Linked DNA regions of Homo sapiens: region 2 is linked to region 1. Evidence: chromatin loops called from intact Hi-C (ENCODE). Cell type or tissue: IMR-90. All regions are shown on one strand. Links, peaks and the distances in the headings refer to the core of each region. The heading gives the core; the rest is flanking DNA.

Evidence for each region. Peaks named below come from ENCODE experiments on the same cell type or tissue, not always from the same donor. Only the 100,000 strongest peaks of a DNase experiment are listed, where the experiment ranks them.
Region 2: a loop joins it to region 1, with 3 times the contacts of the local background. A loop is called at or near these places in 12 of 110 quality-filtered maps.

The regions. Positions count from the first base shown.
Region 1 is chr3:148,719,474-148,731,934 of GRCh38, reverse strand. The region is part of intron 2 of AGTR1 (angiotensin II receptor type 1); the gene reads right to left. Among named protein-coding and RNA genes, the nearest start is that of AGTR1, 28 kb to the right of the region's middle. In IMR-90, for the core only: a CTCF peak has its summit at 4,470 (motif pointing left); a DNase peak (open chromatin) is centred at 8,174; H3K27me3 peaks cover 470 bases.
Region 2 is chr3:148,853,079-148,864,421 of GRCh38, reverse strand. CPB1 (carboxypeptidase B1) reads right to left here. Exons shown (of 11, transcript NM_001871.3): 10 at 6,881-6,965; 11 at 4,235-4,607. The coding sequence ends at 4,420. Among named protein-coding and RNA genes, the nearest start is that of CPA3, 6.5 kb to the left of the region's middle. In IMR-90, for the core only: no CTCF peak of the experiment used is centred there; no DNase peak of the experiment used is centred there; H3K27me3 peaks cover 475 bases.

The DNA of each region.
Region 1 (12,461 bases), core at 462-8,461:
CTAAGAAAACTAAAGCTATAAGGGTCATATTTATTTGATTTTATCACATAGTTTCCTTTTCTTCCATCACAGTTTTGTATGCATTATAGTTCTTTACTTTTTATTTATTGATTGATTAACATAAAAATGCTGTAAAAATTGAGGAAGAGCAGAACAGCCTGGAAGAGAAAGCACTGGACTGCTGTCCTGGCAAAGAGTCTGCTCTGCCAGTAACCGGCAACACAATCTTACATGGCAATTTAATCTTTCACTTTGGTTTCCTTTAAATATTACAAGATATTTAGAATGAGAATACCAACACCTGTTCTCACCTCTATTTCATGGACTGCTAAAAATAAAAAGTTCTTTGGAAGACATAAAAGCATTTTTAAAAATATAATTGTTCTATAATACAAGGGTAAGTAAAATGAATTAAATAAAGCTCAGACTTTCAAAATATTACTAAATTTTTTTATTCGGAAGTTCAGCAGAAATATTTTTCATTATTATAATAATGTTTTTAGTTTGAAGAATTATAACAAGGCACTTGATTAACCCTGAAAGAAAAGTAAAATAGTAGATATTGGATTGCTTCTACATTTACTACTTGTGGCAGCAAATGTTTGGGTACAAACTGACCCCTCAGGGCAAATCTGAACAACGTATATATTTTCTTTGGTCCTCAGAGTATTTACAGCTTTTGGGACTTGAATTTTCTGTAGTTCACTAATACACCCCTCTATTTTCTGGTTCTTTAGTTCAGTGCTGTCCAAAAGAAATAGAAAGTGAGACACATATATAATTGTAATTTTTCTATTAAAAACATTTGACATGTAAAAAGGAACAGGTAAAATTAATTTTGATAAAATATTTAATCCAATATATCCAAACTATTGTCATTTCAACATGTAATCCATATAAAATTATTAAGATATTTTACATTTTTTGTACCATGTCTTCAAAACCCAGGGTATAATGTATGCTTCCAGGACACCTCAGTTACACTAGCGACATTTCAAGTGCTCATCACACTGGGGCTGGCTGCTGTACTGGAAGCACAGTGTAGGTGCTTTTACTCACAGACGTCCCCTAGTTGGCCCCTCTAGCAATGGTTCTGAAAGTGTGGTCCCTGAAACAACAGCATCAGCATCACCCAGAAATTTGTTAGAGATGTAAATCTCTGGCCCCACCACAGACCTACTGAATCAGAAACTCTGTGGGTGGGGTTCGGCAAGCTGTTTTTAATGAGCCCTCCAGGTAATTCTGATACACACTAATATTTGAAAAGCACTGCCCTGTAGGCAACTTAATTTGCAACTCTGGCTTAAATGCTGATAATCCTGATGAACAGGCAAAACCAATCCAACAAACAACAAAAGTACCCTCAGCTAAAATGTTTTCATTTAACATTTATGAAGCATCAAAAACTGAATATGAGAAACTTACTCATTAAACTGCAGATTTCTATTACACATTCAGGACTGGCGTAAAGTGTGCCCAGCAGGATGTCATCTAGTAAAATCCCCTTTGCAGCTGCTCACAGATATCTGAAATTCCTATAATTCAGGTAGGGTGGAATACCCACCTTCATACCTTCTCAGGAAGAACTAAGATCTACCTGAGAAGAAACACAATGGCTCAGGTGACAACCAGAGTTAAGACAGTGGGAAGAGCATAGTGATGGGAGCCAAAAGTTCTGAATTAAGCACATGATTTACCTCCTCTGAGCTGTGGAGCCTTTGGACTGTCAGTTGACTTGTGATTCATTTTCTTCATCTGGAAAATGATGATAATAATAATAATGTTCACGATGAGGATGATGAAGTAGCAAGCATGTGTCCAGTTTGGTGCAAAACATTGTTGGAAACACCGAATGAGATCATGGATCTGGAGGTGCTATGAGACCCTAGAGCTTTGGAACTTTTGTTGGTGTTATTAAGTTCACACTGTGGTGTAAATGGCTAATTTAATTTATTTTTTTCCCTGCGAGCAAATTTGGGTAAGAGAAATTGGGAAACTACACGTGGTGCTAGAAGTGGAAGAAACTAAAGTACCAGCAAGGGGTGGAAAGACTCAGAGAGGGGAGGCTGAAAGGCACTGCTGAGAGGCTGCTTGGACCAGACTGTTTCGCCAGCTCTGAGAATTCCTTTTGAGTATTACATAATTTTTAAACATAAATTACAGTGATATTACATCACTGTAATAAAAATATTTAGACCATTCTATCTACTATTATCTACCACTCCATTTCTTTTCTATGTTAGGCTACTTGCGTTTTCTAATTAAATATCCTGTGATAAGAGACACCGATGCCAGGCCAATAAAAGGTAAACAACACTTTGCCAACTGAAAAATAAGATGAGCTACTGGTGACTGCTGCTTCCTGTGAAAACTTCATTAGCAATAAATGAGTTACCAGATGTCACACATCAGATTTGAAATTAAAATATATTCCCAGTAGTTGTGTGCTGTCTGAGCAGAAGTTAAAAACGAACTCTTTCCAAGAGAATTGCAAAAAATAATGCACCAGTTTTTGCCTTCTGGTTGTTTGTTCCTCCTCTAAATGTAAAATAAAATGCACGTTCTGGGTTGTGAAGTGGAAATATAGCATTTCTGCATAGAAGGCTATGTAGGGAAGTGGCACATTACTCAAATAGCAGTAACTCCTTAAGGACAGGAGAATTTTTTTAACATCCTGTGCCACACCAAGACCATCATCTCCTCTTGTTTTTAACTTTGCCATCGCAAGTTCTCCTCTGCTCACCTTCACGTTCAGCACGTGACTTCTGCTTTTATTACCAGCAACAAAACTGTTCAAGTCAGAAACTGTCAACTTTGACTCCACTTGTCCTGAACTATAATAACCGTGTTAGTGCTTTTCTTTCTTCAGGAGATATTAAAACTCTCCTCTGGTTCTTCCAGCTAGCTAAGCTGAGGCTCTTGTTCTCAAAGTTACAAGTCTCCAATCCAAAAGCAATTGTGGTTAGGGAAGGAACCCCGCAGTAGGAAATAGAAGAATACAATTTCATTTGAGCCAGCAGAAATTTCAAATAAGCCAATGTGATAGAAATATCTAACACTCTCTAGTTTTTATAAACAAATAATTTTGGCTGAACTTCTTCAGCCCAGTTGCTTTGCAGTTTCAACTGGTTCCAGCTGAAGATCATGGTCACTTGAAATCATTTATTTTTTTTCTCCTCAGTTAACTTTGGTTCTTATCTCCTGCCAGATAGGTGAAGCTTATAAATCAAATTCAGAGGGTAAAAGTGAATTATCATTCTCCATCCACCTCTCGGAGAAATATTTACATGGAACTTCTCTATACACAGAAATTCCCTGAAGCACCTAACAGTTTATTTCTGGATCATTAACTACTTATCAGATGCTGGGTATGTGGAAACTGCTGGCCTTTGGCTTTCACAAGGAAGATGGAGCATTTTTGAGATGATTTCTATCAATGGGGAAAATGTCAATTCAATCTTTTCAGCTTCATAACTTTAGCACAAAATGACATACAAGTGTTTAAGTTCATTTAATGTACCATTATTTTATACTTCTTTTTGTTTCTGCTGATTAACAGAAAGGACTTATAATAGTGGCTTAATATTAGCAATAGTAACACTGATCACTTATTATTCATTGGATGCTTACTATGTGCCAAGTGTTGCATTAATTGCTTTCATTTCTACAAGAGACCTATGAGGGAAGGCATCATTATTCCCATTGCTCAGGTTAAGAAACAGGAATAGAGAGCAGGTCCTTACGTTTTTGACATTCTGTAAGTAATGTTTCAAGGCTCTATTATTATTATTTTTACTTTTTGGCATGGTCATCTCTTTATACTCCAGTCTAGTGCCTCTCAATTAGACTGATTTTGTACTCCAGGGATATTTGGCAATGTCTCGAGACATTTTTGATTTTCCCAATGTGGGAGAGGGAGGTGTGGGGGGTATTACTAGCATCTAGCAGGCAGACAAGTGATACTGCTAACCATTTTACAATGCGTGGGACAGTCTCCCACACCAAAAAATTATCTAATCCAAAATGTCAATAGAGTTGCTACTGAAAAACCCTGCTCTGGTTCCTACTTTTTGTTTTAACCTTTGATAATTTATATCTCTCACCTTTTATGAAATAAATTAACTGTATACTGAATTTTATTGGAGGCTTTTATTTCATGCATTATATCTTCCGGGGAAAACTACAGATCCCTCACAAAAGATAAAATCCTATTGGGTGACCAAAGTCTAAAGCTGTGTTGGGTGCTTAGTAGGAGCTCTCAAACAGGGAGTTTACTAAATATCTGCTGTGTTAGATCATTCTAGAAATTACCTTCTGTAAGCATTTTTCATAACTTCAGGATTCTGCACAGATAAGGCTGAAGAGGGAATTTGAGCTCAGATTCATCATTAGGGTTTCAAGAGATTGATGGCTGTTGTCGTGGCCCCAAGGTCTGCACTGAAGGGAGGAAGCCACCTAGTCCGGAAGTCAAACCCTGCCCTCTTGTGGTATCACTGCCATAGACACTTCGGGGAATCTGACAGGATCAGAGGGCATCGATCTGTATCCTTCCGGTCTGAACTGACTGCAATATTTAAGTGTAAATTCAGCTTGCATTCACATTAGGCCTTTTCTTCTTTGTGGAACAGTACATTAAATATAACATGTAATCAAGGCTTTCATTAGAAACCAAGTGGAGAGAAGAGAGAAAGAGAGAGGACAAAGATACCATACTTAGTTACAAATGTTACTTTCTGGAAGTTTGACAATTACAGAGTTTCACTTACTTAGCTTGATTCTCTGTTACTTGCCTTCTCTACAAAACTGCTTTTCTGACTAATAAAGGCATGGAGTAGTTTTTGTAGGCAAGGAGAAACAATTCTGGGAAAAAGCTTTGTAAGGAGCAATATTAATAGACATCTATGCCCAAAATTTGATTCCTGTGGTATTTTCCCTACAAATTTCTTATAGGCTAGTTCAAGGAGAAAAGCATCATAAAGTTTGAAAGACCAGCTAAATCAGTGGAAATTATACTCTCCCCTTTCCCATTAAGAACTCTATTCTCTTACTATGAAAACACCACTGTTCTTTCTTATCTCAGAGTGCAGCCTTTTCTGTATACTGATGCCAAATGGGTAACATTTTAGTGAGACATTTGAAGTTGTGATATGCAACTCGGTGGGGGACAAACAAGGTCATTTAAAAGGTCTCTTCATTGAGAACATCAGAGCTTTCAAAAGAGGCACACAGCCTTTCCCGCATAATTGGGGGTAAATGAAGAAAAAGCCCATAAAGTACAAAAATTAAAAAAACGGACGGAAACACTCAGAATTAAGAGTGAAAAGATATCATGAATGCTGATGCTGAATCTTAACACACAAAACCAAAGGCAATGAGTAAAAGAGCAATTTAACTTAAGAAGGTGATGAACATAAATCAGTTGACTGCAGGCCAGGCATGTTGGCTCACGCCTGTAATCCCAGCACTTTGGGAGGCCAAGGTGGGCGGATCACAAGGTCAGGAGCTCGAGACCAGCCTGGCCAGCATGGTGAAACCCCGTCTCTACTAAAAATACAAAAATTAGCCAGGCATGGTGGCATGCACCTGTAATCCCATCTACTCGGGAGGCTGATGTAGGAGAATCACTTGAACCCAGGAGGTGGAAGTTGCAGTGAGCTGAGATCATGCCATTGCACTCCAGCCTGGGCAACAGAGCGAGACTCCGTCTAAAAAAAAAAAAATCAGTAGACTGCAGGATTTAGCAAGGGAAAAAAGAAACTTAGAACTAGAATTGGGGGATTCTTCTTCGCTTCTCTAGAAATTGAGATCTTGGACAAATCATTAAACCTTCATTGATCTGACAAATGGAAATAATATTATGAAGCCTCTACCTTGCCCTTGGAAGAGTGTTTTAAGATTATGTGTACAAAATAACTTTTTCAAAAGACAGTATATTATACCCATTCAGTATGAATACACTAGATACAATAAAAAACAAGTTTGCTAAATAGCTGAAGTGCGAAGCTAATTTATAGACCAAGAGATATATATTCAGCACCTAGAATCTTAAAAAGGAATATTAATTTAATTAATGTTAGCAGAGTCTATTATCTGGCTGGACTCATAGGAAACACCACCTTTGCAGTCTCACAGGTCAGGGAGAACCTGTCTCCGGCCGGGTGTGGTGGCTCATGCATGTAATCCCAGCACTTTGGGAGGCTGAGGCGGGTGGATCATTTGAGGTCAAGAGTTTGAGACCAGCCTGGCCAACATGGTGAAACCCCGTCTCTAATAAAAATACAAAAATTAGCTGGGCATGGTGGCGGATGCCTGTAATCCCAGCTACTTGGGAGTCTGAGGCAGGAGAATCGCTTGAACCCAGGAGGAGGCGAAGGTTGCAGTGAGCCAAGATCGCGCCACTGCACTCCAGCCTGGGCAGCAGAATGAGACTTATACATATACTAAGTAAATTGCGTCATAAAATTTTACTTTACAGATGTAATTTGTTGCATTATTATATATGGCCAATAAATTGATTATAATGAAGTTAGAAGCCCTAATAATACAAAAATATATAATGATATAATTTGTTATTAATCCCATAAAGCAATTTAAAGAATTACTTTTGGGGAAGAAGTGAAAGAATAAACACATAAAGTACAAATGACTTTAAGTTAACTTTATGTTGGAGGAAGAAAATATATCACACTATAGACCTTTGGTTGGTGAATCAAACCTCAACTAATTAAATGACAGAAACTTCCTTCAAAATGCAGGATTCAGAGAAAAATTTTGTTGCCTACAGCTCCCCTAGTATTCATATAAGTCTCTTCTGTGAATTATCTGACTTAACATGTGGTAATTGTTGTTTTTTAATAGAATTTCATGAGTTCACTTTCTAATAATTATACAACACTGTATTGTTTCTGGCAATAACATTTTTGGTATTACTTTATTACTATATAAAATAATGGAAAAACAAATTAGGCTAAATATTTTTTGTACTCAGAATAGAGCAGGCAGATTTGTGAAGTTCATTAGGACTTTGTGAGAATAACATAATATGCTAATAATTTTGGATATTTTGATATGAAAAAGATTCTAATTCAGAGAAAATATATTTTTGGAATCAGTCTATTCCAGTAGCTATAGTTGTGTAAATAAGTCAATGATCAGCTTAGAGTCATTCCCTAGATAAATTACATGGTTTCTTTATATCTTATCAGAAACTAGTATGTTCTCTTTACATAAAAAGTCATTCTGCAACTTACGGACTTTTGATTTAGGTTTGGAGGGTAGCTGTATCTCCTGTGAGTCAGGAAGTCACAAAAATGTCTGCTATAGAAAGAAATTCATGGGTCAAATTTATTGATTTTCTTCTTAAGAGAAATACAAGAATATACATGTATACCCTTTGTCTGGTAAACATACACAATTACTATATTATCAAAGATGTTTTGGTTGTCAGGTTATCCAAGTAAAGTCTATTTTAACCTAAAATGTGGTTGAACTACTATTCTCTACAGTCTTTTGTTTTCCTTGTAAGTCAGAGATTCATAAGAGAGTCCTTGTAAGTCAGAGATTCATAAGAGAGTCCTTGTAAGTCAGAGATTCATAGCATTCTATTGTTGTTATGGTCCCTAGACATTATGCATTCCAGGGTTCACATATTCAAATACATATATAGGCTGGGAGAAATAGGTGAAGTGGACATGGTGGTGAATGGAGGGCCCTCCCCCTTTCTTGGAGGGGGGCCACGGGGTCACTTCTCAGCTATAGTCAACTGTGCCAATTGTAATGAGGTGGGGGAAAACAGCTAACTTTAAAATATAAACTTAAAATTTCAAATTTCATGTGAAAGATCCTATTTTAAAATGTTTTCAACTAATATATATATATATTTTAAAACCCAACACTGTGGAACCTAACAGAACTCTTCTAGATTAGATTTAGTTAAAAAGGCTGCCAATTTGAAACTTAGGATCCAGGCCAACCATCTCATTTTAGAACTGAGACGAGACTCCAAGCCCCAGAAAGATGTTGCAGACCCTCATTCCAATGTTTTAACTAGACTGAAGACTTGAAGTATGTCTCTGTTTGTTAGACATTCCCCCTTCCATTCCACATGCAGCGATTCATGGCTGAATAGTTGGAGGTTACGGTAAAACACAGAGATGTGACAGGATGAGTCAACTGTCTACCCTTGATCTCACACAGCCAGCTTGCATAGTCTGCACTTCGTGAGATGTGCCTGACTCAGTCTGAGGAAGCTTTCAGAATGGCAGCCTGAACTTCACCCCTACCCCTCATTGTTCTTGCTAGCAACTTATTTTTCCCTTTTCGTTCTTCTATCCTGGAAAGCATACTGTTACATCTCTTAGAGCTGTTGCTGCTCTGAAGTGCTCCAAAGTGAAGTCTCTATGTGAGTGAATACAGCATAGAATCCATGATTTGGGTATTCTTATACTATTTTGACATTTACTCGACAAATATTATCTTGTGTTCAAAAGGTCATCAGTAGTGAAAGGGACTGAAGCTATTTCATAGAGCCACACTCAGTGGCCCTGGCTAGATGACTGGTGAGGAGTTTACATTTTAAAATATTTTAAATAAATACTGAAAATATTTATTTTTGAATAGTTCTTATCAAGTGTTTCTGAAGTGAACTTTGCTACAAATAGGAAATTATCTGTACATTTATGTTTTAAGGCTACATTTGTCCTTTTGATACTAATGTATTTCCTAAATACATTCACTGCAGATTTGGGAATACACACACATAAAAAAAGTGCAGGAAGAGAACACATTGCTACACTGACTGAGGGAGTTACACAGGATTAATCCTGGATGAATATGGAGTATTTCTGATTAATAGTAACACTTGGCTAGCACATTCATTGTTTGGGATTCTATCCCTAATAAAACTTCCTGGACAAGCAAGTTGATTTTTCAGATTTACTGAAAAATAGTTTAATTCTCATGAGCATATTTCAAACTCTGTACAAGGACAACATGGACATGTATACTTTGGTTAATTGCTTGGTTGGCTGGAAGAACATAGTTCATGATTTCATACACAGCTCCTTGGATGTGAAGCGTTGGGAGATGCAAAAATGCTGACTTCCATATTAATTGTATTTCATGTGAAGAGATAATATTTCATGAGTTTTAACTAGAGTTTTGGGGTAAGTCAGAAAACAGAGACGGAAAATGGTGGTCTGATGATGCAAACTCTTGTAACTGACTCAGAAGGTGCCATGTTGATGACTGCGGATGGCTTGATGGCTACCTCATGAAGAGGCTCAGTCTAGAGTGGAGTATCAGTGCATGAAGGGAGTGGAATCTGTTCCAGGCCAGCAGGGACCAGAGTGAGATGAGAAAGGGGCTACAGAGTGGCACCCTCCCGCCTCTTCTTAGAATGAAGGACTTTTTCTGAGAGTTCAGCATTAAGAAAGGATGAAGCATGAAGTATTCAGCTGCTGGGAGGAAACTCAGCGTCCAGGGAAGAATGTTGTGGGGATGTGAAACAAATGTAGTCTTAGCATCTGAAGTCTCAGTTTAAGTTTTCATCTCAGACATTGTAGTTTTCATCTCTAGAAGTTCAATTTCAGTCTTTTTTATATCTCCCATGTCTTCATTTAATATGTTCAAACTTCCATCAAGCATTTTGAACATATGAAATAGTCATAATAACCATTTAATGTAATAGTGTAATAATCCTATCATCTGTGTCATTACTGACTGGGTCTGTTTCTATTCATTTTTTTCTTTTTATGGGTTGTACTTTCCAGCTTCTTCGCATGCCTGGTGATTTTATAATGGATGCTAAACATTGTGAATTTTACTTTGTTGGATATTGGATGCTTTTGTATTCCTACAAAATTTCTCCAGTTGTTTTCTGAAAAGCAGTTGAGTTACTTGCAAATAATTTAATTCTTTTGAGTCTGACTTTTACGGTTTCTTAGGTGGTACCAGAGCAGCAATTAGTCTAGGGCTAAATTTTTCCCATTCCTGAGGCAAGAACCTACTGAGTATGCTACCTGATGCTCCATGAATTATGAGACTTTCCACTGTGGCTGGTGGAAATAGCAACTATTTTCTAGCTCTTGATGACCTCTGGGGCTTGTTCTCTCTAATACGTTTGGGTGATTATTTGCCCACATGCACTGAAGCACAAGGGGTACCATTTGCAGATCTCTGGGTTCTCTGTGCAGCTCTCAACTCTCTGGTACTCTGAACTCTAGCCTCCTTGGCCTCTCTGGACTCCCAGCTCTGTGTCCTTAACTCAGAGAGGACCTCGAGTTCTGCCTGGGTGTACCATCCCTGTATCATGCCTGCAAACTCCCTCCAGGCAGTGGGCTGGGACAATCCCAGGTCATTTGTTTCCTATCCTCCAGGGATCACTGCCCTTTGTTATCTGATGTCCACTCTCTTGAAAACCATTGTTTCATATGTATGTCCAGTTTTTAAAATTGTTTTAGGTGGGGAGGTAAATCTAGTCCCTGTTATTCCATCTTGGCTGGAAGCAGAAGTCTCTGGATTTGAGTTTTGCTCCTACATCTTACATGCTACTTGATTTTGGAAGAACTACTCGGCTTCATCCTCCTCTTTGCCCATTTATGAAGTGGGGATAATACTGCAATGATTAATCGATGGAGTCATATAGGGGAAAACATGTTATAGTCTACATGATTAGGCAAAGGAACACTCATACACTGAGAGTGGGCTTTTACCAAAAGGACTGGAGCTGAATGAACATTTTCTCTCCCGAGCAAGATAACCTGAGCCACTTTTTCTTGACCACACAGGGATAACTACCTTCTTTGTTGCCCTCTAGCCAATTAATGACCTTGCCCTTTTACCTTTCTGAACCTTATAGGACAAACAGACAACTCACCTCGTCCCAGAACCCATGGGGCAAAAAACAAGCTTATCTGAAATGTTTTGCCAAAGCTATACCTACACAGGATTATAGCACCACCAACAAATTCTGTGTGATTTGTAGTAATAAAAATCTCATTTGTTCTTATTTACACCTTAATTTAAAATAATCCTTTTCACTAAACTGTGAAGTAGAATGAATAAAACTATTAATTGAGAACATCTGCCCACAATTATAAATATATGGAATTCACTTAGTTATAATCAGTACATTAACATTTGAAAAGAAAATGATTTTTTAATGCAAAGATATCTTTCTTCTGACATATTAAAATTCCAACACACTAAAGTAGTAACGTGAGTAAAAAAATAATAAAATCCTATGGCTTTTTTATTGCATGTTTATTTAGGCCAAACCGGTACGAGGCAGCTAGATTAATTACTTTTATACTGTTAAGTACTGTACATAGTTAATTATTTCATCTAAGTTGTGTGTGAGCCAAACCTGTGAATTACTATTCATGCAGGGCAATGATGATAATTTATGTACTCCCTCTATGCTACAGCTTGTTAATATATTATTTTTGATTTGAAACTAGATGTTAAAAGTTTGCAAGAGGCTTTTAGACTACCCCACGACATAAGTTCTAAAATTATGGATTTGAAAAATGAGGTCGACAACATGCTATGATAGGAAGTTATTTAGATGATGGAATTTTAATAATTTGGTATGAAAAAATACATTCTCCCATGTTTTCTTCTGATCTGTTGACACTTATGCTTTGAGCCTCTGTGTGTGTGTGTGGTGTGTGTGTGTTTCTGCTTGATTTTATGATGTGGTTGTTTTTTGGGTCCTTAGCTTCCTACACATCTACCACATGCACAAAACCTGTTTTCACCCACTCTCCCAATATGGCTAATCAGATATTTAATTGTAGCTACCTCTAACCCAATAGCTTCAAGTGGTTAGAGAGATGCTCACAACTACCATGAACTTTTCAAGATAAAGAGATGACACTGAATCTATTTTTAAAATGTGAGATCAACTTCTCAAAACTTCAATAACAGATTCCCAGAGATACTTGTACATAGTGAAGTGAAAGAGAACTTTAAATGTTTTACAGATCCAAATATTAAAAATTTAACAGAAGTTATTAAAGTAAAAGAGCAAACAAAGAAGAAATGAGTAAAAACAAAATATGTAACTAAAAAATAAAGAGAGCTGTCATAGAACCGGCTTGCTGCTCTGGGTGGCCCTGGATGGGCAGCGTTAGCATCAACTGGGAGTTTACGAACAAGACAGCCTCAGGCCCCACCCCAGACCGAGATAGAATCTGCATTTCAAGCAGATTCCCCAGATGACTTGGGTGTTCATTAGAGTTTGAGAAGCACTAGTCTAGAGGCACATGGAGTTTCCCTCTCATGTAGACTAAAAAGCCATCCAATCGCTGAGCTCACTGAAGTGTGGCTCCCCATGGACAGAACCTGAGAACAGCACAGGCAAGTTGAGGTGGCTGCAGATTGTTTTCATGGGGAGCCTCTGGAGTACAAAGGAAGCAAAGCCCCAGTGAGGCAAAACTGTGTACAAAAATATATGTTTC
Region 2 (11,343 bases), core at 3,344-11,343, 130 kb before region 1:
CAGAGGTGACCCCTATTTCTAAGGCAACTTGAGAACTACCTGACAGCAAGAAAATATCAATGCTGTAATGTTTATTAATTGGACACTGTCTTCAGAGCCTGGATGCTGTAATTGCCAAATAATGCCTTTTGAGAGTTGAATTAATGAAAGCCACCTATAGACCATTCACAACCATCTCTGGAGGGATGTTTAGTCTTGAACACAACTTGGTTAATTATGGGAGAATAACACCTTTACCTAGAATCATAGGTAACCTAAAAGAGTAAGTGAATTTATCTAATCAGTTAACTTATTAGAATTTCCTTTTTGAAAACCACCTCTTCACATTGACAAACGTATAGCTGACTGTAGATAAAACTTCTCAGAGTCACGCTTATGTACTATCAAAATAGTGTGGTTGGAGACACGCCCCTGTTATATATACAGCAGCAGTAATTCCATTCTTCTCTATCTGATGGGTGTGTGGTAGAACTCGGGACTTTTTTTTATTTCCCCAAATGGATTTTCCGGCTCCAGCCTTGCAGGTAAGGAAGAGGAGGGTTTTACAAATGCCTTCATGTTCTTGACACTGGGCAAGCTCACCAGCACTGAGAACTCCCAAAGCAAATGCTTGCTCCATTGCTTTTGACTAAAGATACTTTTGACCAGGGAACAGTGAAAAAGAAAGACCTTGACTTTGGGTTTCGACAGACATCACTTCAATGTGGCTCCCACACGCTAGCTACATCCCCTTGAGCAGGCTGCCTAGTTATTCTGGGCCTTGGTTTCCTCATTTGTAAAATGGGAATGCTAATGTGACTCTAACAAGTGGCTGTGAGGCTTAGTGAGACAGGATATGTTAGGGACTTCGTGGTAGGTGCTAAAAAACACGTCCATGCTCTCTAGACAGTTGATAAAATGTTCATGTGCTGTCAACAGAGACTTCCAGTGGGCCACTGCCAGCCTGCAGAACCGGTATCAAAATAGATCATGTGGTAGATTAAAGTGGTGGCCGTGACCTTTAGGGATAAAATATGTCTCTGTATTTGTTTTCATGTGGACTACTTCAATAATTTTTTTTAATGTTATAGCTTTGCTTTTTAGAGTTTTATTTTCTGATTCTAAAAATTATAAATGCCCATTGAAAATGATTCTGGAAAATACAGGAAAGGTGAAAGAGGAAAAATAGAAATCCTCTTAATTTTAGAATTCTGTTATATTTTCTTGAAGCTGTTTCCTCTGTGACTGGTTTTAAAATTGTGTGGAGAAAGCTTCTATGTCTGTTTTTCAGGTCAAGTAGGAAGAACACTTTTATTTTATTTGGGGAATCTAGGTGAGTGCTTTGAGGACTTTGGTATTTCTCAGGATAAGACTTTGTTAATAAATAAAAGTACATCTTTGGCTTCTTAATAGATTACATATTGGCAATTTCTTCTTTCTGGAATATGATATAAACATGTGATGTGTTTGAGACTCCCACTGCCTCTCCAATCTATTTAGCCTCTGAAGAAAAATACAATAGATGGATTTCAATAATGTTCTAGAGCTTTTTCTCAGAACAAGCGCTATTTCTTGGCAAGCATAGATCAGTGCTGCCTTATATTACTGCATCAAGATTTATAAAAGGTCTTGGCATATGTGTGGGTAGGATGAATAATTGTCAAACCCCGTATCATTTTAGGATTGACTATGTAAGACTGTGATGTTTCACAGATTAAATCAACCTCTTTAAAAAGTGACTTAGAGGTGAATACTTCATGCAGCCATAATTTTCCATCTTTCTTGAGCTCTGCACTTTCTATGGTATTTGTAGTAGTGCACGTCTAGCCATGATTTAAAATATCACCATATAGTTTAGCTATGCTTTTCTCTATATATTTTTAATCATTATCACTCAGCAGAACCCTTTTTGCCCCCAAATTAACATGTTAACTTGCTATGGTCTGCCTTCTTTTCCTTCTAGAAATTCTCTCTTTGACCAATTCATATAGGTCAGCTTGCAGAATAAGATGAACAAATGGCATATGATTCTAGGTATGTAGGAATTCCATAATCCAGATGAGAAAATCAGTCTTGCTATTTTCTACCCACACCACTTGAGAAAGAAAGATTCAGGGGCTACTCTTGTGCTGTTGGTTCACTGTTGCTTTGGGAGCTGAGAGCTTGGAGCTGAAGGAAAGGCTCAGAGCCTGCTCTGGGATCTCAGGGTGGGAGTGGGATAAAAGAGGGAGAAGAAGAGGTATCCCCCCAACCTGGGGCTCTCAGGTGGGCAAGGCTGGGTGGACTCACAGCAGTCTCTGATTAGCTGGTCAGATACTACTACAGTGAAGACTAAGGCAGATTTCTCTTTCTGTTTTTCTTGGTTTTGCCCAGGCAAGTGGAAATTCTACCCAGCTTCCTGTTAACTTTCAGTAGACAGTGGTCATAGTAAAAATTTCTCAGGTGCAGGACATCTCAGATACATGGGATTTCAAATAAGAATATTTGCATATTTGCTTTCCTATTCTTTGTTCTTACCCTTAAAAATTCCTTGGAATTTTAAAAAAGCAGTCCACATATATTATTCCTAATTTCTATTTTAAAGCATTCAATTTAGGGAATTAGGAGAGTTCTTTGTGGTTTGCCAAGATTTCCATACTTTGGGCCACAGCTTCCCTTAGTCAGGGGTTGGTGTTACTTGCCAGAGATAGCAAGGGAGTATCCTGTGGAACAGGAGTTTAATGATACACCTCCAGCAAGATTACCTCACTCAGGTAACTATGGCTATGTTAGCCCTCCAATACACAAAGTGGATATAACTTAAAGAGTAGGAGGAAGAATATTTAGCTAAATTACATCTATTTTTAAATTACCACCAATGTTGCTGACAAATTAATGGGATTTTTTTTTTTCACATATGGTTCTCTGTCTATTTAAATGATGTATTACTAAATGAGTTTGAAGATGAGTGTGTGACACATTGTAGCAGCTGCACTGCTACCACCTAGTGGACAATTAATGCAATTAATTATTCTTTGGCTTGACAACTTTCACAAACCGTTGTTACTTCAATGGATTCTCTTTATGAATAGAACACTGTTATAGATATTTTAGCACATCATGCCCTCCCTATATGGAGTCTCATTTTTCTTGAAGCCATATAGAAAGTAATAAGTTAAGAGTCTATGAAAGTAGACTACAGAAAGTCTATAGAAAGTAATGAGTTAATAGTCTATCATTTTTAAGTAAGAGATGCCCCCAAATCGTAACTTTAATACATCTCATTCTATTTTAAAATTTGAACTTGGCACAATACTTCCCAACACAGCATGTCCAATTCCAATCCCGGAAAACATCAAGTTCTGGAGTGATTTTTGCCACTTTCATTGGTCCAAGTGGTCCAGTCAGGGTCCCTGGTATCCTCTTGTCTCACTTCTGATCTGCTTTCCACACCCTAGCCTAGTTGGTGTTCCAAAAACACTGTAACCATGTCATTGATGACTTAATATCTTCAATGGATTTTCATTGTTCTTAGACCAGTGTCCCCAGTCCTTAACGTGACCTCTAAGCTCTGCCTGACATGGTTCCTACCACCCTCCCCAGCCTGTACACATGCTCCTCTTTCCTCAGCTCTCCAAATTTCACCCTCACTGGCTTTCTTCTTATACTTTTGGGATAGCCACAGGCCTGGAAGCGGTGCTCCCTTTGTCTAGCTAACTGTGACTTATTTCTCAGGTTACAGCAGTTTCTGAGGGAGGCTTCTCCCGTACATCAAGCAGGTAGACTTTTTGTATGTTCTTTTTGTGTAGTTCATCCAGCACTTATTTGATTAATGTAAATTAGATTACTAATTAATAAATTGTTAATTAATGAGTTAATTATTTGTGTAATGTCTGTCTTTCCAAAGGGCCTATACACCCATTAAGGGCAGAAATGTTATCTTTCTTTTTCATTGTTCCATCTTCAATTGCTTAGCAAAGTGCATGGCATGTAGTAGACAGCCGATAAAATAACTTTAATGAGCTGAGATGAAAGCTAGACCAAGAAAGATGGTGTCTTTTCATGTATGCCAGGTTTAACAGTCCTAAATTTCCCTTTACATTTCTTCTTAGCTCACAAGCCTCCCACTATAATCAGTGCATCTACACCCTGATGGTCTCAGCCAGCACCCCAGGATGTTAACTCCTATACAGCTGACCGGATCCTCACTGTGCACGGCTTGCTTAGTCATTCATTCACATCAGTGTTTCCCCAAAGAAGTAGACCATATGTCAAGTTTTCCAATAGTAATGATTCACTTTTATTATGATCAATACGAAAAGATCTACCTAGTTTAATAGACCCAGAAGCTTAAAAGAAAGATTGGGATCTGCAAAACATCCAGGCAAACCAAAATAAGAATTCAAGAAAGAAAAGAAATGAAAAATGAGAATTTTGAAACAAGGCCATCAGCTTTCTCAACTAGTACAGGTGTTCCAGGACGTAGCTGGCAACATACTTGATTGCCAGGAAGGTCTCCTCGCAGGTAGCCCGGATCTGGGATTCTGGAAGGAGAAAGCCATATCTGCCTGTATCTCGAAGTTCAAAGGTGAAGGAATATCTGATTCCTTGGTCATAAGCCCAGTCGTCAGAGCCCCCAGCAGCAGGATCTGAAATGTGCAAACAGCAGTGAAAAAAAACTTTAAATCTAGGAAGGAGCTTTAAAAAATTGCCAGTTTCTTTTTTCATTACAAATGTTTCACTGTGCAAAATATTTTGAGTAGGCCAATTTTCTAGTAAACTGGATCATAAATGTTATGGGGGCTGTTTTAAAAAATTACTCCAACCTTATTAAACGTATCACCACTTCACTTTGTAGAAATGATGTGTTTAATACTTCAGAAAGTACGTAATCTGTAATGCAAAATTCCCAGTGTGCTTGTATGCTATGGTAAACTACACTTTATATGTGAAAGGATGTGTATCTCTCAGGAAAATAAGGAAAGCCGTATGATGATTGGCAAGAGGAGAAAACTCTAAACCCGGCTGAAACTGTGCCAAACGATAAGATTGAAGAAGCTGAGGGCAGGGCTATGCCTTCATTTTCATATTTTTAGTGTTTATCTAGCATAGGGCCTGGTGTAGATAAGGTATATGTTATTAATTTATTCAATAACAATCATGTTGTCACTAACACATAGAATATGTACTAATTAATTCATTTGTTCATTTATTCACTCATCTGTTTTTTCAATCAACAATTGTATAGCCCCCACTGAACAGCAGGCTATGGGCTCAACTCTGAAGATGCCAGAACAAAGGAGAGATGTTGGCTCTGCCCTCCAAAGTCTTACAGTGTAATGGAAAAAGAAGCCTAGTTGAACTGAATAAAACATGCACCAAGTTCACCATATATAAATAGGTGGGCTATCTCTGCTAGAAACCCCTTAAGAAAACAGTATGCCTCATATGATTCAGAGCAGTTTTTTAAAAATAATAAAAATAAAGAAAATTGTATTTTGCATAAAGGCTTAAAATAAATCCCAACAACTCAGGACTGGAGCCTCTCCAACTGCACTGGAGGCCACTTGATGATGAGACTGGGTCTTTTGTCATGTGTGTGTTTCAATTTCTTTCCAACCTCAGGCAGAAAGAAACCATTTGAAGGCAAAGGAAGATATACGTAGAAATTGAAAATGAGGCCTGTGGAATGTGCCTTCCAGATAAATCTAAGCTGCAGCACCCACAGCTCTTGGGTCTAGCCCCTACCACTCTAGCCACTTGCTTGCATACACTGAGTGTCTAATTAGAGGGACTGGTGTCTACCTCTTGAAGGTGACTTGTGCCTCAGGTAGCCCTGGTACTTGTTTGTCGTCTGTTTAGCCAAAAAAACACTCTGTCTTTTTTTTTTTGAGATGGAGTTTTGCTCTCGTCGCCCAGGCTAGAGTGCAGTGGCAGGATCTCAGATCACTGCAACCTCCGCCTCCCAGGTTCAAACGATTCTCCTGCCTCAGCCTCCCGAGCAGCTGGGATTACAGGTGCCCGCCACCACGCCTGGCTAATTTTTTGTATTTTTAGTAGAGGTGGGGTTTCACCATGTTGGGCAGGCTGGTCTCGAGCTCCTGATCTCGGGATCTGCCTGCCTCGGCCTCCCAAAGTGCTGGGATTATAGGCATGAGCCACTGCACCCGGCTGAAAACACTCTGTCTTATATTTTCCTCCAGCAACAATCCTTTCAGATAAAACTTTTGTGTCATCATCTTGGGAAGTTAATTCTGATACTGTGGGGTTGGTTGGTCTTTGGGTGTGTTCTTTCCTTGTGCATCCTAATGTCACAGCACTTAGCACCTGTATCACAAAAGACTGCTTATTTTTGCTGCTTCCCTACTGCTAGTTCTTTAAAGATTGCCCTGATCTCCCTCCTTCCTTTTCTCTTTTCATCTTTTCTTCTCTCTATTCTTACTTTCTTGTTCTCTTAGTGCCTAGTAAGGCCCTGGCACATAGTAAGTGCTCAGTAGATGCTTACAGGGAGGAAATGTCTCTGTGGGTTGAAAAGGATATTTTTCTCCTCCTCCCTTTTTATTTTGAGATAGGGTCCTGCTCTGTCACCCGGGCTGGAGTGCAATGGTGCAATTATAGCTCACTGTAACCTAGAACTCCTGGGCTCAAGTGACTCTCCCGCTTCAGCCTCCTGAGTAGCTGGGATTACAGGTGTGCATGACCAGCTAATTTTTTAATTTTTTTTAGAGAAAAGTTTGCTATGTTGTCCAGGCTTTCCCTCCTTTTTTTTTTTTTGAACAGAAAACTGATTACATATTTTAGAAAAATTTGCTGTGAGGCAAAAGCCACATGCTTTAAACTATCAGAAAAGAAAGGCCCCAGGAACCTTTCGTTGGCTTTTTAGGCACATGGTTCTTTGCACAGTTCTGAAGCCAAGACTCACAGATTGTTGTAGCTCCCGGGCCATATGTGTACTTGGTGCCGTGCAGTGAGGCAAGTTCTTTCACAGTAGCTTTAGCCAGGGCATTCTGCAAAAGAAACAGGAATAAGTAAGGAAATAAATAAAAGCACACTGCCAAACAAATGCCCTGTACATTATTTTTAAGGCATTCAAAGCATGTAAGTAACAATTTGGATCGTATTATATGCTTATTCAGGACCCATTTTCATTTTTCTACTTAACCTAGTGATATGATCCAAGTAATTCTTGTGCAAGAATGTCTTCCCTAATACCCTCCCCAAGCATTCACTCTGAGCCTCTATTTATCTTGTCTTGTAAGAGTTTGTAACAGAAAAGCAGGAGACAAGGAAGTCTTTATGGTTGTGCAAAGAAGTTGTTTACCTGTTTGCAGGCAAACAAACCAAAACACACGCATGCAAAAACGCAAAGAAAACAAAGCAAAAAAAAAAAAAAAAAAAAAACACTTGGCAATGTGGCAGTTTATAAAGCCAGATTAAGTTACAATAGGGTTGTGTGAGTTAGGGCAGGAGCATTAGAAACTGCACATAGGAATGGCTAGTCAATGCAACATTCAGTGCCAGCATGAAAATGCTTAGGAATTGGCAGTTCCAAGGATGAGTGGTAGCTCCAGCTTGGAAATTTTTTAGACTAAAAAGTTAGAGAATATTCATTCTATTTCAAAATGCAGAACATTTGAATTTCAGAATTAAAAAAAATTGTTAGGTATTAACTTACGTGTAATCTTTTTTCTTAGAAGCATCATCACCTTCTCATAAGAACCATTGCCCTCCAGTTCCCTGCACCCCACTCCTAGGGAAAGGCTCTCTGCGCTCAGAAACTCTGTGGTAAAACTCCACTGACATACTGCCTATTTAAATAAAACACTTGAGAAGCAAGGCCTGGCTCAGCTGTCTGGGGAATACAGATTTGAAAAACAAATTATTTACTGCAGGAGAATTAGCCATAATTCATTCCGGTTATGAAACCGGCTATATTTCATACTTTGGCATTATAATTACTTCTTCTACATATGCCTGGAAAACTGTGAGGTTGGTGATGAAATCAGAATAATATGATTTTTACAAAGTAGGAATTTTCCTTTCCTTATTCTAATGTTGAAACTAGTTTAGTAGAATCTTATGTCAAACTGATGAGGGCGTGGCCGTAAGACTTCAAGGATTCCAATTCCTATAGCATTAATACTTTATCAGCCAGGTGGTAAATTAGAAAACTTAAAAAGAGTTATTAAATGTAACTCATTATTTTCTGTTCTGGTCCACTGAAATGATGCAATCAGCTTCCTGGAACTAACATTATTCTCAGAGTTTTGGGTCGGTACTTGCAAATTTTAGGGTTCCATTTTCCTATTTCTAAACTGATAAACTAAGACATGCTTTCTCTAACTGCATGAAATCTTTACTGTTGTGGCCTAAATATATTGCTCCTCTTGTTTAATCTTATTGTAACGAAGACACTAGATTTAGATTTTTTTAACCCTTTGTTTAAACCCTTAGGTTCCACTGCCAATTGAAACCAGAACCAGTTAAACATTACATAATGCTCATAATAGATTTAAAACCATCTTCTAGAGATGTGAAACATGGTGAGGCAATAGTTCTTTTTGTAGGTAAACATGATATTTTCTACCATTCTACAATTTCTTTATCTTGCCATTTATCAAAGGAAATCTCCAGTTAGTTATTTATCTGAAAGGCAGAACCTCTGATCTTAAAGAATTCTTATTCCTTCCCTGGTTGCCTTCTTCAGGCTTTACTTCAATTTTTCCTTAAGCCTTGAATTATTATTTTTAGTTAGTAGAAATATGATTCTTCAATATTAGTTCCAAACATATAAAGTTACGAAGACTAGAGAAGATTTAATAGTCATTGTCATTATCTATTGGACTCGTGTGTTGATTGATTGTCTTTCAAGTCTCTCAATATATTTACTGGTGCAATGTAGTAATACAGTTTTCAGACAAAACCAAAGGGGGCTACTTGTGATCTGTTATCTCTTTTGACTTATTATATCAATTTAGACATGATTTCCATTAAGGCCACAGAAAAATGTTTAGTTGTCCTTTCCTCAAACCACACTCTGGGCATGTGAAGTGACATCCAAGTTCTCTCTACACCGTCATCGGCATCTTTTGGCAACAGTTGCTCTATTTTTTTTTTGATGCTGAAGCAATATCTGAGGTTGATGTGAGCTTAAAAAGGTTGTTATTTTATTCCTGTCACAGGTGCACACTGGAGGAACATTTAGTTTATGCCTAAGTTCTCAGCTCTTGTCCTCAGTTGCTCTCTCATTTTGATATCCACCTCATCTCTCATCTTCTGAAGATCACCTCATCACCACGTCTTCGATGGCTCTATCATGTCAAACCTCTTTTGGCAAAAACAGTTGTTGCAAACCAGGTCCGGCCTTGTCTCTCAGGCTACATTATTTGTTGTGCATTCCCGTGTTCCTTCTGAGGTAGATTTTCCTGAATTACTTCCCTGTACACCCTTTCCTGCTTCTCCTGACCTCCATGACTGTGGGTACCCTTTTCTCTTCACTGGAATCCTCTTTCTCTCTTTACTAATATGGATAATTGCTATTGTTTTTCCAGATTCAGTTTTAGTGTTATCTTCTTTGTGAAGCTGCCTCTACTCTCTTAGGAAGCATTGAGCCCCTCTCCTTTTTGGGGGCCCACACTTTTATCAGGGTTCACTGTATGCTATAATCAGTTGTTTTTGCATCTATTTCCTCACCAGGTGAGCTCCTTGAAGGAAGGAATTGTTGGCTATTCATTTTGTATCCTCAGCAGATTGCACAGCACCTAGCACATGATTAGTTGACTGAGTCTAACACTCTGGCTTAGGGGCATTATGAATAATCAAGATTTGGGTGGAGGTACAGAGTGCTGAGCTTTGCAGAGGCTGAACCCACCTGAGTGGAGATTGGGGATGCTTCTGGGGGAGGGCAGTGGTACCATTTATTGATGGTTGATAGGATGCCACATTTAGACATTGACATCTTCTGTGCATTTTACTTATTTCTATTAATTAAAAAAAAAAGTCTATGAATCCTTTCTCTTAGCCCCTCCAAGGCCAAAAGACAAAAAAAGTCAGAACAGACATTAATCAAGTAAAATATCATATTTTAAATTCCAATTATCTTAACAAAAATCCCTGGAATCAGTGTGGGTCTTTTCTTTAGAAGAGTTCAAATAATTTCACAAATGTTACTCATTTATCTTCTCAACATTATCTGTCCATATTTCACCAACACAGAATTTTCTAGCAGAATGGAATTCCACCTGGGGCAGCAAGCTCAGTGGGAATGTTCCAATCAACCCAGATGACTGACCCCTGCTAAGAATGGTAGAGAGAAAGGTAATTCTTGCATTTGCTACAATTTAGAGTGGTAACTCTTTTCCCTTCATGTTTCTGTAAAAAGAGATGAGGGCAGATGATGGAAGAACCAAGAAGCAACGACACAGCAGAGAACTCGGTCCATATCTTGAAACTCCAATTAGTGATGATTTCTATAAAACTTGCCTTTTGAGGGACATCTTACATTGTTTCTCAGTGGATTCAAAATCAGAACTAACATTTACATAAAAACTTAAGCTTTACAAAGAGCTCTTGATAAGAGCTAGATATTTTTATCCCCATTTTACAGATAAAAGAACTAACACTCACAGAGGATAAAAGAACTTGCTCAAGGGCACACAGCCCCATAAGTGGCTGACTTGAGCTAGGTTCTTCTTTCTTTAAATCCTCTGCTCTTTTTCACTTCTCCTTGTGGCCTTGGAATACTTCAAAAGAAGTGTTGCTGGAGCTGGTTTTACCAATTGTAAAGAACAGAAGGAAGCTAAATATAAACCAGCCTGAGAGAAAACTTTGCTTTCAGTCAAGGCCAAACATGGTCAGCCTTTATTAATCCTTAGCTATGAATTTTCACATCTTATGCATGTTCTCTTTTGTCATCTGTTTCCTCAAAATGAGGCCTTGGTCCTAGAGCAAAAGACAGAGAGAGTCTAAAATGTCACATCTAGCTCGTAGCCCAAGAGACAAAGTAAAAGCTTAGTGTAATGTTTCTCCAGGCATTGAGTTCCAAGGACCTGGTGAGATGAATAAGGAGAGGATATTCTTTTCCACTGACCTGCATTCCCATCGAATATATGATAAAGAAACTCCCCTTTCGTGACTGTGCACATAGCCCTTGTTCCAATCTCTTGTACACAGCCAGCATCATGACAGGGGGCTGCCTCTTCTAATCTTCCAGTGACCCATTATTACAGCATAAGAAAACAAAAGCTCCAAACCAACTATAAGGTATAAAACAATTTAAAGAAAATTTTCTGTAGAACTTTGTTTCTAACTGAAAGTTCTGAGTTTAGCCATCCCTATGGGTGAATATTTGTGATAAGAGAAACATCAAAATAATCCTTAACTGCA